Regions from separate parts of the Mus musculus genome. Here region 1 is linked to region 2. A link is a contact called in ENCODE POLR2A ChIA-PET data. All regions are on one chromosome and are shown on one strand. Each heading gives the region's core, a stretch centred on a gene start or an enhancer-like site at or near the end of the contact. The rest is flanking DNA. Distances are from core to core; before and after follow the strand shown.

Region 1 (2,700 bases), core at 199-2,698, 360 kb before region 2:
AATCTTCCATATGAGTATTCGGTCCACAAGTGCATCTTTGCCCAGCTCCTTCATCAATCCAAACGCTACACTGTTTGGTTTCAGCTTAATTAACCAAGATTTTTTTTCCTCCACAGTTTCACACATTAATATTTCAAGTTACACTGAACCAGAGAAAAATCCACACAGACTTAACTGTGGGAGTTTTATCTAGCAGTACTAGTAGACATAGAGGTAATATTTCCCTGCAGTACTGGGGACTGAACCAGGGCCTTGTGCACACACCATTTAGTGGCATATAGCTCAACATAATTATTCATAATTTTCCACCAGCAGCGTATGGATGAACTTGGGATAATAATCAGAATTAGAAACGACTGTTAATCAGGAGCAGCATAAGAAGTGAGCTAGCTGAAGGAAAAGAACCCAGAGGTCAGTGAGTTAATACTGTGTTCTATTAACTTCCCCAGACACTGGGAAACTACAGCCTCGTTCTTAACTAGTCACAAGCCTGGGGGCCAACTTCGAAAGCAGCTTGCAAAGCCGAAGACCCATCGGCACCACAAGGCACAATTTAACAGTGTTATCAATCTCTGTTCACTGCGGCTCAGAGTACACCTAAAAGAAATGCCTACCTCCAACAGGACCAAACCAGTGTTTCACAGTTAATTCCTTTTATTTTCCTGATTGTGGAAAACTTGTAAATAATAATTCCTGACAAAATACGAGATCTGACGCAATCAAAAATTGATATATGCATATAAAATGCAAGCAAAATTTTAACAGCTATAAGGAAAAATTAGCATTTGACTGTAAAGCTTCCTTCCTCTTCCCACCCTCGTCCAAGCTTTTTTTTTTTTTTTGGTCTGAATTTAACCTAGAAAACACATATGCGAATTCTCGAAATACCTTGTTACCTTGTTATGTGTCTTGCATAAATCAATTGAAACGAGCACAAGGTAGGTCAAAGAAAGTTAGCTTGTGTGAGTAAGGCCAACAGCCAAGCAAAGGCCCTGGGCCGCGGAACGAACCTGTGGCCAGATGACCAGGGCCCATCGCGTTTCCCTTTCTGTTCTTCGGAGGAGAAGTTGACAGAGAATGGGAACACGGTCGTAGCCTGCCAGGATCTGGCGGTAGTATCCGGTCCCCAAGGCTCCATTGCCGCGCGCCCCGGTGCTCGCACGTCGCGTCCCGGAGTCCGGAGCGGGGCGTGGGAGCCCGAGAGGGAGGCGCCGGCCCTGCGCCCTGGGGAGCCCCGCTCTGCGCACCCCAAAGCAACCACTAGCGAGCTGCAGTTCTGAGGTGTCCCTCCCGCCCCCCTCTCCCCCGCCTCTGCAGTCTCCTCTTACCCTGACCTCGCCGGCTTCCTCGGCCACCTCCAGCCGCTGTCACCCGGGGGCCCACTGCCTGGCGCAGCCGGTCTCAGCTGATGGGCGGCGGCACAAGCACGCCCACTGCGCATGCTCGGGGCACAGCCCCAGGAAGGAGGAGGCGGGGCTTGCGTCTCTCCCATTGGCCAGTGACAGCTGAAGCTTGGAGGGACTGGCAAAATTGCTGGGGAGCCAAGCTCTGATGGGTGACAAAGTGATGTCTATGGGCAACAGAAGAGGAAGCAATACAATAGAGAAGAGCTGGGTTCTTTATTCGGAGGCGCCAGACTCCCTGGACTGAGGGAGCACTCTCAGCTTTTAAAGGTTCTGTTTCCTAACCCTCAGCTCTGTGGTAGACTTGACAACTCCATTTTTAAAATGTCACTGCAAAAATGTCAAGGCAATCCTAGCTAAAGCCCCGGAAGGATAAATGAAAGATAATCTCCTAATGCCCACTTGATAAAGATGTTTTCCTGGCTCATAGTTGGTATCGCATCCTTGAAATACAGGATGTGGTTTTCCCAGGCTTTAAGAGCACACACTGTTCCAACAATAACTCTTCAAGCATGTGACCTCTCGGATGAGAAACATCAGTTGTTCATGTGAAAGAAATACTTTGCCAAATTAATTAGAATAGATTGCCTTGGATTTGCCTATAATTAAGATGGTGTTATTTCTGGAAAGAGCATGAAAACACATGATACCAAAAGTTCGATAGACTTCAAGTGGAGGTAGGGGGAATCCATACTATTGTGAATCAGAACCACAGAGCAAACTGTATGTTGGTTGGTTTTACACCTGCAAGCATACGTAGATGACTTAGGTCAGACTCAAACACAGCGTCTTCTCAGTAGGATCCACCCAGTGGATCAAAGAACATGTACTCATTTAAAGTCATGTGATTCAGCTCGGGCCATGGTGAACTGTTGAGGTTTGCTGTTTTGTCCAGCACTGGAAATTGAACCAAGGTCCTTGGACATGAGAGGCCTTCACTCTGTCCTCTATCTCCAGTGGTTTTTGTTGTTGTTGTTGTTGTTTTTGAAACAAAGTCTACACAGGTTACCCAGATATTAACCTTGAACTCACTCTGTAATCCAGGTAGACCTTGAACTTGCAACCTGCCTCATCGTTCAGAGTACAGACCTGTATCATTGTCCCGGGTTGTTTGTGGTTTTGTTTTGAGGAATGAGGGATCAAACCCAAGGCCTCACATTTCAGGTAGTTGATCTACCCCTGAGTTCTACCTATCATCTCCACTGTGAACTTTTAGAAGTATTAGTCCATCATAGTGACATTGTATGTTTTCCAAGATACAGAGGAAATTCAAGTTTTTCTTTGAAATCTCTCCCTT
Region 2 (2,814 bases), core at 145-2,644:
GGAACTCACAGCTATCCACCTGCCTCTGCTTCTCAGGTGCTGGGATGAAAGTCTTGCAACTTATGTATGGTTTGACACATTAACTTTTAATAGCCTTATACTAAGGAAACTACTTAAACTCTACTTAACCACATTCTTTTCCGACTGTGTAATGTTTCAAAATCACTTCCAAAACAGCCAAAAGGCACGTGTGCCTTCCTGCTCTCTCTTCCTGTCTGAATATTCTTCCTGCACTTACCTGGCTGGAACTCTAGTTAAAACCTCTTTTAAATGCTGCCATAAACTCCAAATCCCCTGCGTTCCCACATCATCTCCACTCCCCAGCACCGTGGCATTCTGGTATGTTACTCTTTGGCTAAAATACTAGCTTTATCTTTTAAAATGCAGACTTTTAAGTGTCCGCCGTCTCTCATCTTTAAAACAGCACCATAGACACTGGCAGAAATACGCCCACAGAAACTAACCACCTATTAAATACTTTTTTGAATTGCAGGGGTAAGGAAGCAAGCATGAGGCTTTAGGGGTGAAACCCAAACGTTTATTGGAAAAGCTAAAACTTCCATCAACTTTCTTATATCCTCATGAAATTCATGAGCCCGACAATGATCACTGTATCCACCAGGTTGGCCATCAGAAGCTCTGGTTGGCTTCGGGGATATCTTCTGAGAGAGATGTCTTGTGTATTTGCTTTGGAAGTAGAAGAGCGAGTGATTCCTTCGAAATTAAAATGCATTTGTCGGCGTAGGCGGGAACTGGCTTTAAGATTCTGGAGTTCCACTCCTGGTAGCCGAATCCTCGGTGGAATTTAGTGACAGATCCACAGTGAGAGTTTAACATGTACCTCAGGGATCCAGTGTCTGCGAAGCTGCGACTCGGGAAAAAAACTAGGGTCATTACCTAAATGTTCATTCAGAACCGGTTGCATTCAGACCGGGATCTGACCTGGCCGCAAGGTCTGCTTAAACACGTTGCAAAGCAGTGGGGTTTGTGATCATACACAAATCACAGCCACTCAGAGAGGCTAAAAACCAAAGGACCAAAATGTGGACACACTCAGCCTAATCGGCCAGTATTGGCAACAGGAAACTTCACGATAAGACGTGGAAAAACTGCTTAAAACAAAGTAATTCAGCAGCGAAGAAAACGGCAGTAGTTTGGCTCCTCTCGTGTTCCGTAGGAGCGGATCGTGGGACCTCTGTGGTCCACGCCCCCTGGGCAAAGGCTGCCCGCTGCGATGCCTGCTAGAAATCCAGCCGCGTTCTTACCACGGACGCTCCTAAAGGCGGAAGTGGAAACTCCTAAGGCACGGCACCACCGGAGCCACCTCTTTAGTGGGAGGAGTTGCACATGCGCACAGAAGTCGAGCGGAGCGCTTAAATACCGTCATGCGGCCACCGCCGGCCTTTTCCCCTGCCGCCGCCGACTTGCGCGGAGGCGGAAGCTCGGGGTGAGTGTGATCCCAGCTCGTGCGCCGGCGATAGCGTGTCTACTGCGCCTTGGCTTCAAAAGTGAAGTACTTGGGTCTTAACGGGCGATTTACTGATGTTTTGTCTTTCAGTGCGTTCAAGATTCGGCGTCACCCGTGATTCACCGCCATGGCCGAGGAAGGGTGAGCGAGTGGGGCGTGGGCCTCCCGCGGGCGGCGCTGGTCTGGGCTTTTCTCCATGCTAGTTCCCCATCCCTAGCCTGCCGAGGGTCCTAACGTCTCTGTCTGCATTCCAGCATAGCTGCTGGAGGTGTAATGGACGTCAACACTGCTCTACAAGAGGTGCTGAAGACCGCCCTCATCCACGATGGCCTAGCACGTGGCATACGCGAAGCTGCCAAAGCCTTAGACAAGTACGTGTCTCAGTCTCAATACTGTGGGGTGTTGCAGCCGGAACAAAGACTGCAGCAGCCAAGGGAAGAGAGCGTGAAGTTCATGCTGTTAGCACAAAAGTTCTGAATGTCATCCGGCCAGCAGGAAACCTAGGAAAAGGTATCAACTCTAGCCCACTTAGGATGTGTGGGTTGCTGTGTGGATCGGGGATGACGAGCAGTAGTTTTGTAAAGCTACAGTGTTTGCATGATGACTTGAATTGTCGGATACCCCTTCACCCCGTTCATGGGTGAGAAACAGCTAGTCTGACAAACCTGTAGCTCGTGGGGATAGATAGTCCGGTAGTTTTGCTAGAAGATGGAAAAGGGGGGGGCATCATTATTTAGTTTGCAAATACTTAAACGACAATATTGTGGTGTCGGGGAAATCTAGCTATATCCGGGAGACTTGAGAACATGCATGGTTTATTAGGCTTATGCACGTGTATTCTACTGTTTGAGGTAAAGTCAGGTGATTTTGGATGCTGTTGTGAATATTTACAGTGCTTCCTGCACAGGACTGCTTTGGATCAGCTTTCAAGTTGGAAATACCCTGAAAGTGGTCATAGTTTCCTTTGGCCATAAATAGGTTTCCTATTATAATGTGTGGTATTGGTATCTAAGTTTGTACAGGGAAAGTGAATGGCTAGTCTGCAGTTTGGTACAGTAAATCCTGTGTGGTCAGGTTTACTAGCACAGTGAAGACCCTTGAAGGTTTCACCTTTGAGTTTTGCATTTTAGGCGCCAAGCCCATCTGTGTGTGCTCGCATCCAACTGTGATGAGCCCATGTATGTCAAGCTGGTGGAGGCACTTTGTGCTGAGCACCAAATCAACCTGATAAAGGTAAGCCTTAGTGATAATGGTGTTGAGCCACAGGCACCAGCACTAACTTGCATGGTAGTTTTGATGATTTTCACGTGGGCTGTACATGATGAAAACAGTCTCCCTCTTCTGAA

What was found. ChIA-PET counts read pairs that join two places held with the same protein, here RNA polymerase II (POLR2A).
Region 1: POLR2A ChIA-PET joins it to region 2 with 14 read pairs in Patski. The contact joins the promoter of Stx7 here to the promoter of Rps12 in region 2. POLR2A ChIA-PET finds 5 or more read pairs at or near these places in 2 of 5 experiments (Patski and embryonic stem cell).

The regions. Positions count from the first base shown.
Region 1 is chr10:24,148,037-24,150,736 of GRCm38, reverse strand. It overlaps Stx7 (syntaxin 7), which reads right to left and starts at 1,448. Exons shown (of 10, transcript NM_001358563.1): 1 at 1,329-1,448.
Region 2 is chr10:23,785,789-23,788,602 of GRCm38, reverse strand. It overlaps Rps12 (ribosomal protein S12), which reads left to right and starts at 1,394. Exons shown (of 6, transcript NM_011295.6): 1 at 1,394-1,447; 2 at 1,559-1,609; 3 at 1,723-1,839; 4 at 2,599-2,701. The coding sequence starts at 1,596. It overlaps LOC115487513 (a small nucleolar RNA gene), which reads left to right and starts at 2,060; the gene lies at 2,060-2,133. Snord100 (small nucleolar RNA, C/D box 100) reads left to right here and starts at 2,782; the gene lies at 2,782-2,814.